Regions from separate parts of the Homo sapiens genome. Here regions 1 and 2 are each linked to region 3. A link is a contact called in ENCODE Hi-C or POLR2A ChIA-PET data. All regions are on one chromosome and are shown on one strand. Each heading gives the region's core, a stretch centred on a gene start or an enhancer-like site at or near the end of the contact. The rest is flanking DNA. Distances are from core to core; before and after follow the strand shown. Region 1 overlaps DNAJC1 (DnaJ heat shock protein family (Hsp40) member C1). Region 2 overlaps MLLT10 (MLLT10 histone lysine methyltransferase DOT1L cofactor). Region 3 has its middle 95 kb from the start of LINC02643.

Region 1 (4,230 bases), core at 534-3,033, 480 kb before region 3:
CCTTGCCCTTCACCTCTGTGTGGCACACCCTCTTTCCTAGGAATGGTTAGACTCTCCGAACTCAAATCGACAGTTCAGAATTCCAGGCCCATCAAAACGGCCACCACCTTGCCCGATGACATGATCACCCAGCGAGAGGACGCAGAGGGGGTGGCAGCGGAGGAGGAGCAGGAGGGAGACTCCGGTGAGCAGGAGACCGGGGCCACTGATGCCCGGCCTCGGAGGCGGAAGCCAGCCAGGCTGCTGGAGGCTACAGCGAAGCCGGAGCCAGAGGAGAAGTCCAGAGCCAAGCGGCAGAAGGACTTTGACATAGCAGAACAAAACGAGTCCAGCGACGAGGAGAGCCTGAGAAAAGAGAGAGCTCGGTCTGCAGAGGAGCCGTGGACTCAAAATCAACAGAAACTTCTGGAACTGGCGTTGCAGCAGTACCCAAGGGGATCCTCTGACCGCTGGGACAAAATAGCCAGATGTGTCCCGTCCAAGAGCAAGGTGAGTGATGGGGAAAGAGGCCTCTGCACAGGTGTTAGAATCCCACCAGAGGAGCCACAGCTTGTCTGCCTGCAGCTTCTTCCCTCATTCCTATCTACTGACACCTGCCCCGTGATTTCTTCTTTCCCATTTATCTTCCAGTATATTTCTCCCTAGAGCGTGTGAATCTGTGCATTCAGGTGGTTCATGTGTGTAGATGAGCTCAAGATTCTAAGTTTCATCATCCCACAGGGCAGCTGCTTATAGAAACTTCACCCACAGCACCTGCCTGCCTTTTTGAGAACTCGCCCACTCCGGCTAGGTTTTAAGGGCACATGGGAGGCTCAGCCGGCGCTGCCTCACCGTGAAATGCAGCAGCTGGGAAGGGTCAGGATGGAAAGCTCCTTTGAACCAGGCTGAGGGTTCATAAATCACAAGGCCCATTGGCTGTGTAGCAAATCTTTGACCAAAGGGATAGCTGGTATAGATGGTATTACCGTGATCATCTTCGATTCTGCCATGTGAATAACTTTGGACTCAGCAGGTACACCTGGTGGCTGTCCAGAGGCCCTGAGGCCATCTCCGTATGTGGTCAGTGCCAGGCGACAGCTAGGGTTCGGCTTACTTTCCACGGCCGTGGCCGTTTGTAGTTGGCCTTTCTCCCTGCTGGTAGCTCTTGGTGCCTGCTCAGATATTTCTGAGATGGTCCTCAGATGGGAGGAGGGGGCGGGAGTGCCCTGTGGAGAGCCCACCCACCGGGCTTGGGCGGCCTCTTTCCTGTGATCTGGCCATGAGGCGCTGCAGAGAGCCCCAGGGTGTGATCCTAACACAGTGTCTCTTGAGGCTTCTTTCCCTGTAGCTAGATTGTTAGTCGAGGAACCAGGAACAGTGAGAATCAAAAGCCCCGATCTCTTCCGCTGTCTGTGCCTCCCTCAGTCGCCTCTGGGCACACTCATGCTCATTTACATTCTTATTTTTTTTAATTGAAATTCTATGTTGGAAAATCCAGCTCATGGCCATGCATGTCCCTGAGTGTACAGGTGTAGTTTTCTCCACCTACTTTAAAATGATTAAAGTTGAGAGTTCCTGGGGAGAAAAATAAACGGTTAGCTGTTGATATATTTGAGAAGCGCAGATTCTCCCAGCCTCTCCGACTGGTTTGCAGAAGTAACTATTCTACCCGAATTTCTCTAGCATCTGTCAGGACACAGGCAGACGTCTTCATGTGTGATGAGTCCACACTGGCTTATAAACGAAGGGGCTGGAGCTTGGATTCCTAAGGATAGAACACCCAGAAACTCATACCTGGGGGGCTGGAAACCTTCCGGTTTTCAACCAGCAATGAGCAGGGCTTCTTCAGCCTGCGGGTGTTCCCCTCAAGCCTTGACTTGAGAGCGAGGCAGGGCTGAGCTTCCTGCTGTCCCGGAGCCTGGGCCTGGCTGCCGTGCACGGCTCAGCTCAGAGCTCCGAGCACACTGTCCTTCTGGGGTTAAGTGCTGGGTCTGGCCACATCTGGTTTTGGCAGTATGTTGTTAGGGACAGCATAGCTACTAAGGAAAGACTGATATCTTTAAAGACCTTAGGCAAGTAATCTTTGGGGATGCAGAAAAAAAACCCTGAGAAGAGACTCTCATAACACCACTAAGCTAAAATCCTAGGAGAGTAAACATCCTTTCTCTGTCCCAGGCAGCTGATAAAGTCACTTTGCACTGGACCCTTAGTCAGCAAAAGCTACAGAACCACAGGGTCATTATTTTTGGAACAGAAACAGAATAGATTCTGGAAAGTTCCTGTGATCAATGTGAGAATAATGAGGCCTCTCCCCACCATCACCCCACCTCTGCTTTGGTCCTGAGCTCCAGCCCAGGGTGTGACAGCTGTGGCCAGCTGAGGTCTGAAGTGGGCGGCTCTGCAGCCTGTAGGGTGGGATGGAGGTGGGGCCAGGAGGAGCAGGAATGAGTATTCCAGCACAAGTTCTGCCAGTGTCCTGGGGGCTGGCTCCCCACGGGAAAGGTCTTAGCAGCGCCTAGGGAAAGCCAGACCCACGGAAGAAGACTAATAGGCTACCTGGCCCCAGGGTTTTTGATTTCTTTAAAGTAGCATGTTGTGATAAAAGAGTGAAGTGTTAACATGAAAATAAGAGTTAGCAGGCTGAAAGACCCGATTATGATGCTAGTACGCCTCACAAACGGCCGCCCCAGCCCCTCACTCCACGCCAAGCACCTTCCCTTTGGGCTGGGCTTGCAGGAGCCCTTCTCGCACTGCCCAGACCGGTCTGCCTTGTGAGCGACTGGACTCCAGGACATCCCGGGAACTCTGGGCAGAGGGACTGGACGTGAGGCTCTTCATGAGCAGAAGCCAGCAGACCGGCCACATGATGACCACACTGACTTGTGCAAGTGACTGTTCTCACCTCTCTTTTTTTCTTCCTACAGGAAGACTGTATCGCTAGGTACAAGTTGCTGGTTGAACTGGTCCAAAAGAAAAAACAAGCTAAAAGCTGAATATTCTGGGAGATGATGTTCACCTTCATTTTCCAAAATGAATATCTTAAAAATCTTATGCAGAAATTTGCATTTTGTACCTCAATATTTCTACGTCATGTGCCTTAGTAAAAAAAAATAATAAATAAATAAAAGATGAGTGTTGTGCTATACTGTTTAAACAAATACTGTGCTGGGGGAAAAAGGATTTGGGTATGTTGCAGATTATTTTATTTCTCATCACTTCAAAGTGTACTTTCTTAGGGAATAAACAAATAGTGCTTTCTAATGATCAGGCAAAAATATGTGGTTTTGAAGGAACATGTGAACAAACTAATGTGTAAGAATTCAAATTTAATGTTTCTCTAAAACCACGACCAAAGAACACAGCAGTTCGTGTCTTTATTGGGGGTTGAATAGCAAGATCAATTGCTTGGGGAGGAAGAAAACCAGGTTGGTATCCAGCTGGCTGGCTAAGAACAATGTGAGATTATCTTAATTAGTTAAATATATCTAGGGAAAAAAAACAGTCTAGGTGAAGGAGGACATAAGGTAATACACTCTAAGTTTGAGCTGCTTGATAGAAATGTGTTCCCACCTGATAGAATTTCCAGAGAACATGCAGGACCGTTTTCAGGAAATGATGAAATTGGGACCGTTTTTTCATACCTAAGTTAAAAATCACTATTTTATACTATTACTTTCTGTCGAAGTCTTTCATGCTATGTTTGAACTGTCACTGTCAGCTGAGCGCTCCTTTTAAATCTTCTGTCATTTGCTCAGGGCGTGGAAATAGTGTGATGAACACAGCTTGCCTAAACTTGAAAATCATGAAGATAACCAGAACACAGTTAAGGGACGTGATTTGATAAAATATCTTAAAGACGTCATATTCCCTAAGGAGTAAAGTGAGGGTACAGTTTCCTGGAGGAAAGTTTGGGTGGCAGAGATCCCCACTCTGCAGTGCAAGCTTCTTTCTATACAGAGGACGTGGAACCAGGTAAGTCCCCAGCCCTTTCCCTGACAGGAGGTGACAGAGGCTGCCTCAGGTCTCAGGCCGAGCAGACGTAGGGAACTTACACCTCATACCCAACTCCCTCATCCCAAAAAGAGCAGCGGAAAAGTGAAAAAACAGCACATTGCAAGCCCTCTTCCAAAATTTTTGAGACAAGTTTCAGATTTCGCATATTTTTTTTCTGATTTTGGAATATTTACATATACATAATAAGTTGGCTCAGGGATGGGACCCAAATCTAAACACCACGTTCTTTGTTGTTTG
Region 2 (3,658 bases), core at 431-2,930, 420 kb before region 3:
AAAATTGGGAGAAGCTATTATCACATCAGATGCACAGATATCAACATATACAGGAAACATTAAAAAGCCAAAAAAAAAAAAAAAGCGAGAGAGAGACACCTCCAAAGGGCACACAATAATTCCGTAGGAACACATACCATTAAAAAGTTTTTAAAAATATTGGAAAAATAATTCAAAATTTTAATACTAAAGAAGCTATGTGCGATACAAAATAATTCTGAAAATACAAAGAAATCAGAATGGTTATTCAGGACATGAATAATATGAATAATAAATTAATTATTTATTTTTATTCTGTAATTCAGTAATAATTATATATATATATATATATATATATAGAGAGAGAGAGAGAGAGAGAGAGAGAGAATTTAAAAAGAACAAAACAGAGGCTGGGCACAGTGGCTCATGCCTGTAATCCCAGCACTTTGGGAGGCCAAGGCTGGCAGATCACTTGAGTACAGGACTGCAACATCAGCCTGGCCAACACGGCAAAACCTCATCTCTACAAAAATACAAAAGTCAGCCAGGTGTGGTGGTACCTGCCTGTAATCACAGCTACTTAGGAGGCTGAAGCAGGAGAATCACTTGAACCTAGGGGGCAGAGGCTGCAGTAAACTGGGGTCACTTTAGCCTGGGCAACAGAGCAACACTCCATCAAAAAAAAAAAAAAAAAAAAAAACAAAAAACAATCGAAATCCAAAATGTATTCAGAAGTTTCAACAATAGACTAGATCAAGCAGAAGAAATTCACAACTTGAAGCCAGTCTTTTGAAATAACCCAGTCAAAACACAGTGACCAATAATATGGAAAATCAACTCAACAAAATACTAGATTAAAACTTCCCAGGTCTGGGCCGGGTGCGATGGCTCACACCTGTAATCCCAGCACTTTGGGAGGCTGAGGCGGGCGGATCACAAAGTCAGAAGTTCGAGACCAGCCTGATCAACATGGTGAAACCCTGTCTCTACTAAAAACACAAAAATTAGCCGGGTGGTAGTGGTGCACACCTGTAATCCCAGCTACTCGGAAGGCTGAGGCAGAAGAATTGCTTGAGCCTGGCAGGCTGAGGTTGCAGTGAGCGGAGATCGCGCCACTGCACTCCAGCCTGGGTGACAAAGCGAGACTCTGTCTCAAAAAAAAAGAACTTCCCAGGTCTAGCAAGAGATACAGACATCCAGATAGAGGAGGCTCTAAGATCCCTAAAAACAATGCAAAAAGGTCTTCTCTACGGCACATTTTACTCAGGTTGTCTAAAGACAAAGACAAAGAATTCTAAAAACAAGAGAAAGGTATCCAGTCACCTATAAAAGACCCCCCCATCAGACTAACAGATTTCTCAGCAGAAATCTTACAGTCAACATAGAAGGGGATGATATATTCAAAAGTGCTGAAAGGAAAAAAAAAAAACTTTCAGCCAAGGATATTACATACAGCAAAATTATCCTTCATAAATGAAGGAGAAATAAAGTCTTCTCCAGACAAGCAAAAGCTGAGGAAATTCATCACCATTAGACCACCCTACACGAAATGCTCAAGGGAATTCTAAACCTGGAAGCAAAAGGATGACATTTGCCACCATGAAAACATACAAAAGTACAAAACTCACTGGAGTAAAGCAAATACACAAAGTAAGAAGAAAGAGAAAGGACTCAAACCACCCCTACAGAAAACCACAAAACCACAACGACAAAAAGAAAGGAAAAGAAAGAATATACAAAACAACTAGAAAACAATAGGACAAAAACAAAACCTCACATATCAATAATAACCTTAAATGTAATGGATTAAATTCTCCACTTACAAGATATCAACTAGGTGAATGAATTAAAAAACAAGGTCCAACTACTTATTGCCCACAAAAAACACACTTCACCTGTAAGGATGCATACAGATGGAAAGTAAAGGTATGAAAAAAGATATTTTATGCAAAGGGAAACCACAGGAAGTAAGCAGGAGTAGCTATACTTACATCAGATAAAAGAGACTTTAAGAAAAAAAAAACTGTAAAAAAGATTAGGTCATTATATAACGACAAAGGGATAACCAGCAAGAGGATATAACAATTCTAAATATATATGCACCAAACTGGAAAATTCAGATTCAGAAAGCAAATATTACTAAACCTAAAGAGAGGGATAAACTCCAATACAATAATAGTGAGAGACTTCAACAACCCACTCTCAACATTAGATAGATCACTGGCACAGAAAATCAAAAAACGAACACTGGACTCCAACTAGACTTTAGACCAAATGGACCTAACAGACATTTACAAAACATTTTATCCAACAACTGCTCTCATCAGCATATGGAACATTCTCCAGGACAGACCGTATGTCAGGACACAAAACAAATCTTTAAAAATCAAAATCATATCAAGAATCTTCTCAATTTACAATGGAATAAAATTAAAAATCAACACAAAGAGGAACTTAGGAAACTATACAAATACATAAAAATTAAATAACATAGCCAGGCACAGTGGCTCACGCCTGTAATCCCAGCACTTTGGGCAGCTGAGGTGGGCGGATCACAAGGTCAAGAGATTGAGATCATCCTGGCCAACATGGTGAAATCCCGTCTCTACTAAAAATACAAAAATTAGCTGGGCATGGTGGTGGGCGCCTGTAGTCCTAGCTACTCGGGAGGCTGAGGCAGGAGAATCACTTGAACCTGGGAAGTGGAGGTTGCCATGAGCTGAGATCAAGCCACTGCACTACAACCTGGCAATACAGTGAGTATCTGTCTCAAAAAAAAGAGAGACGAGACGAGACGAGACGAGAAGAGAAGAGAAGAGAAATAACATAACCAGGTGCGGTGGCTCACGCCTGTAACCCCAGCACTTTGGGAGGCTGAGGCTGGTGGACTGCCTGAGGTCAGGAGTTTGAGACCAGCCTGGCTAACATGGTGAAACCCATCTCTTCTAAAAATATAAAAAAAATTAACCAGGCGTGGTGGTACATGCCTATAGTCCCAGCTACTCAGGAGGCTGAGGCAGGAGAATTGCTGGACCCCAGGAGGCAGAGGTTGCAGCGAGAAGAGATCGCATTACTGCACTCCAGCCTGGGTGACAGAGCAAGACTCCATCTTCAAAATATATATATATTTTTAATAACACAATCCACCACTGTGCCAATGAAGAAATTAAGATGGATATAAAAAAATTTCTTCAAATGAAAATGGAAACGCAACATGCCAAAACCTATGTGATACAGCAAAAACAACACTAAAAAGTTTATAGCAGTAAACATCTACATCAAAAAAGTAGAAAGACTGCAAATAAACAATCTAATGATGCACCTCAAGGAACTAGAAAAGCAAGAACAAATCAAACCCAAAATCAGCAGAAGAAAAGATATAATGAAGATTAGACAGAGACCCCCTCTCCCTCTCAAAAAAAAAAAAAAAAATCAATGAAATGAAAAATTGGTTCTTCAAAAGGTAAACAAAATTGATGAACTGCTAGCTAGACAAGGCAAAAAAAAGAGGTAAGAACCAAATCAGCAAAATCAAAATTGAAAAAGGAGACATTACAACTGATACCACAGAAATATGAAAGACAGCAGAGAATAGTATGAATGCTAACAAATTGGAAAATCTAGAGAAAATTGATGAATTCCAAAAAACATACAACCTACCCAGACTGAATCAGGAAGA
Region 3 (4,002 bases), core at 42-2,541:
ATAGGGGCATCACGGGGATTTATGCTTGGACTGGAACGAACCGTGGAAAGACCCCAGGTGACCCTAATCTGCAAGATCCACTTGGGTTCTAGGCAGCCTCAATCAGAAGATTATTTCAAAACTGGCTTTTTTTTAGGGTCTTTAGGGGACTTTTTGGCTTCTCTTAAGCGGCAGAGAAGCTTTAGAGTTTGGGCAATAAAGTATAAAATTAACCTCTGGGTTTTGGTCCATTTCTGTTTCTAAGAAGTAGATCTGATACTTCCCTTGTCAGCTTTTATAACTCTTGCAAAGCTCAAGAGAGACAAGAATACCAATGAATCATATGAACCAGGTGGCAGCAAATGATGGCCCGTGGGACACATTTAGCCTGCTGCTTGTTTTTGTACAGCCCACAAACTAAGAATGGTTTTTACTTTTTTTTTTTTTTTTTATATGGATTCTGGCTCTGTCACCCAGACTGGAGTGCAATGATGCGATCTTGGCTCACTGCAGCCTCTGCCTCCCAGGTTCAAGTGATTCTCATGTCTCAGCCTCCTGAGTAGCTGGGATTACAGGTGCCTGCCACCATGCCCAGCTAATTTTTTGTATTTTTAGGTTTTGCCATGTTGGCCAGGCTGGTCTCGAACTCATGACCTCCAGTGATCCGCCCTTCTTGGCCTCCCAAACTGCTGAGATTACAGGCATGAACCACTGTGCCTGGCCTATATTTTTAAAGTGTTGAAACAAAAAATAGGCCAGGCATGGTGGCCTGTAATCCCAGTGCTTTAGTAGGCTGAGGCGGGAGGATTGCTTGAGGCCAGAAGTTAGAGGTTACAGTGAGCTACTCATGCCACTGCACTCCACCCTAGGCAACAGAGGGAGCAGAGGGAGACTGTCTAAAAAAAAAAAAAAAAAAAATTGAAAAAATAAAAAGATGGCTATTTTTGTGACATGTGAACATTATATGAAATTCAAATCTTGGCATCCATAAATAAAGTTTTATTGGAATGCAGCCAGGCTGGTTGGTTTACTTACTGCCTATAGCTGCTTTTGTTCTTCCATGTCAGAGTTGAGGCTATGCAACAGAGACGGTATGATGTGTAGAGCCTAAATAGTAAATATCCAGCCCACACAGAGAAATTCTGCCCGCCTCTGTAAGGCACAGTACACACATAAGACATGCTTGTTGTAGCTGTGATCTTTCTTCATGGCGCTGGGGCTATGAACTATCTAATTGCTAAGATTCTGGAGGTGCAGGGCCTCAGGGAGGTGCCATGCACATACAATACAAGGGGTATAGCGCCCCCTGGAGGCAACGTTGGATTTGAAGCAGCCAGTGTGGTGGACAGGCCTTGCGGGGAGTGAGGAGGCCTGATTCTAACCTTGGCCCTGCAGAGAACTCCCTGGCTATGTAACTCAGGGGCAGATCTCACCGAACTTCTCTGGGCCTCAAATCCACATCTGTAAAAGGAAGGGGTTGTACTCTCAATGGTTCTAAAACTCCTTCTCTTCCTCTGTCCCTTCCTTTCTGCATTCTTCTTGGCAGAATCCTTTCCTCAAATCAGTGCTCCGATAGACCCCTAATACAGTAAACAGCTGAAGGTGGAGAGTCTCTGTTGGAAGTGGGTCTTGGCCTAAGCCTCCCTCATTGACCCATGATGACTGCACAGAAGAGATTTCCAAACTCCTCCCAGCCCTAGCAGTTATGGGTCCAGGGCCTCATCACTGAGAACAGCCCCACACCAGTTTACTTTTCATTTTTTAGAGTGAGGGTTTTACTCTGTCACCTAGCCTGGAGTGCAGTGGTGCCATCATAGCTCACTGAAGCCTCGACGTCCTGGGCTCAAGTGATCCTCCTGCCTCAGCCTCCTGAGTAGCTGGGATGATAGGTGCACGCCACCACACCTAGCTCATGTTTTTATTTTTATTCTGTAGAGACGGCGTCTTGCTGTGTGGCCAGGCTGGTCTTGAACTCCTGGGCTCAAGCAATTCTCCCGCCTCAGGCTCCCGAGTAGCTGGGACTGCATGTGTGCACCACCATGCCCGGCTCAAATCAGATCTTTGCATGCATGCTTTGAGGCCACATATTCTGGTTCAGTCAACCAGAATGTTCTGTGGTGCTGGCGTTTCCCAATCATCCCTCACATGTTGTTAGTAGTAATAGTAGCAGCTAAAATTTACTGAGCACTTACTGCTTTCCAGATAACTAGGCGAAGCCTCAAGGGGTCTTTTGTCATTGAATATAGACAACAGCTCAATGAAGTAGGTGCTATAATTACTCCCAGTTTACAAACAAGAAGAGGTAGGAGGACTACTTGAGCCCAAGAGTTGGAGGCCAGCCTGCCTAACACCTGCAAGACACCTTGTCTCTTAAAAAAGAAAGAAAGAAAGAAAAAAATGACTTTCATAAAACCAATGGACAAGGTGTTAAAAACAGTCCTGGAAGACTATGTTAACATGGAAAGGCCCAAAGCATTGTGTCAGAAGAATCATTACCTGGGACTGAAATAGAATGCAAGAGGCAGGGAATGACAATTGGTCACAGTAACAGAAGATAATGATTTCTGAGCACTGGGTAGCACCAATGACTAACTGTATGTTCTGTCCCATGCACCCACACAGCAATACATGTTATTGATCCTATCACTATTTCCATTTGACCAATGTGGAAACTGAAGCCTAGAAAGGTTAAGTTTTGGGCCAGGCACAGTGGCTTATGCCTGTAATCCCAGCACTTTGAGAGGCAAAAGTGGGTGGATCACTTGAGGTCAGGAGTTCGAGACCAGCCTGGCCAACATGGGGGAAACCCAGTTTCTACTAAAAATACAAAATTTAGCCAGGAGTGGTGGTGGGCACTCGTAATCCCAGCTACTTGGAAAGCTGAGGCAGGAGAATCGCTTGAACCTAGGAGGTGGAGTTTGCAGTGAGCTGAGATTGTGCCACTGCACTCCAGCCTGGGCGACAGAGCGAGACTCCGTCTCAAAAAAAAAAAAAAAAAAGAAAGAAATATTTGGTGCATTGGCTCCAGACTATATACCTGCAGGCATGAGCAATCGTGTTTTTTTTTGTTTTTGTTTTTGAGACAGGGTCTTCTTCTGTGACTCAGGCTGGAGTACAGTAGTGTCATCATGACTCACTGCAGCCTTGACCTCCTGGGCTCAAGTGAACCTTCTACCTCAGCCTCCCAAGTAGCTGGAACTACAAGTGTGCACCACTATACCTGGCTAATTTTTTTTTTTTTGAGACAGTCTCACTCTATCACCCAGGCTGGAGTACACTGGCATGATCTTGGCTCACTGCAACCTCCGCCTCTCAGGTTCACGTGATTCTCATGCCTCAGCTTCACAAGTAGCTGGGATTACCAGCGCCTGCCATCACTGTTGGCTAATTTTTATATTTTTAGTAGAGATGGGGTTTCCCCATGTTGGCCGGGCTGGTCTCGAACTCTTGGCCTCAAGTGATCTGCCTGCTTTGGCCTCCCAAAGCTCTAGGGTTACAGACATGAGTCATCACTCCTGGCCTCTGGCTAATTTTTGTATATTTTTGTAGAGATGGGGTTTTGACATATTGCTCAGGCTGGTCTCAAACTTCTGAACTCAAGAGATCCATCCACCTCGGCCTCCCAAAGGCTGGGATTATAGGCATGAGCCATCATACTCGAGTGGCAATCAGTTTTGACCAACAAACTACCATATTCTACTTGTGGCTCAGTTTTGGTGAGAAGAGGCTTCTGTGAGGAAGGGGTAGAAGATTATAGGAAGTGTGGGTCTCAAGGCAAGGAACTTGAAAAGCCACACCAGGGCTACACTAGGGGTTGGTGGGTGGAGGGTTGTGGTGGGATGAAGCCCAAGGTGTGGGTTAACCTCACAACAGCAGAGCCTGGACATGTAGAAGAAAAATTCTAGGTTTTTATAAGCACAGAAAGGTGGTAAGTTGGGCTGGGCGTGGTGGCTCACGCCTGTAATCCCAGCTCTTTGGGAGGCTATGGTGGGCAGATCACTAGAGGTCAGGAGTTTGAGACCA

The links. A loop is a pair of places that touch in the nucleus more often than their neighbours do. ChIA-PET counts read pairs that join two places held with the same protein, here RNA polymerase II (POLR2A). Pooled maps may share reads with other maps.
Region 1: a map of sciatic nerve shows a loop between it and region 3 (2.9-fold over the local background). The contact joins two enhancer-like sites. A Hi-C loop is called at or near these places in 2 of 168 maps with a recorded cell type or tissue (left cardiac atrium and sciatic nerve) and 4 of 50 pooled maps. POLR2A ChIA-PET finds 5 or more read pairs at or near these places in 2 of 52 experiments (Panc1 and activated T-cell).
Region 2: a loop to region 3 is called in a pooled map, with 2.8 times the contacts of the local background. The contact joins two enhancer-like sites. A Hi-C loop is called at or near these places in 2 of 50 pooled maps. POLR2A ChIA-PET finds 5 or more read pairs at or near these places in 2 of 52 experiments (MCF 10A and activated CD4-positive, alpha-beta T cell).

The regions. Positions count from the first base shown.
Region 1 is chr10:21,755,429-21,759,658 of GRCh38, reverse strand. DNAJC1 (DnaJ heat shock protein family (Hsp40) member C1) reads left to right here. Exons shown (of 12, transcript NM_022365.4): 11 at 41-489; 12 at 2,904-3,111. The coding sequence ends at 2,972. Among named protein-coding and RNA genes, the nearest start is that of MLLT10, 220 kb to the right of the region's middle. RefSeq lists an enhancer at 2,309-3,185. Within about 2 kb of position 1,783, at least 2 of the 41 ENCODE cell types and tissues checked have a DNase peak (open chromatin) inside an H3K27ac peak, as active enhancers do.
Region 2 is chr10:21,701,038-21,704,695 of GRCh38, reverse strand. The region is part of intron 13 of MLLT10 (MLLT10 histone lysine methyltransferase DOT1L cofactor); the gene reads right to left. Among named protein-coding and RNA genes, the nearest start is that of MLLT10, 170 kb to the right of the region's middle. Within about 2 kb of position 1,680, at least 2 of the 41 ENCODE cell types and tissues checked have a DNase peak (open chromatin) inside an H3K27ac peak, as active enhancers do.
Region 3 is chr10:21,276,185-21,280,186 of GRCh38, reverse strand. It overlaps a transcript of NEBL not described here. Among named protein-coding and RNA genes, the nearest start is that of LINC02643, 95 kb to the left of the region's middle. RefSeq lists an enhancer at 1,195-1,314. Within about 2 kb of position 1,291, at least 3 of the 41 ENCODE cell types and tissues checked have a DNase peak (open chromatin) inside an H3K27ac peak, as active enhancers do.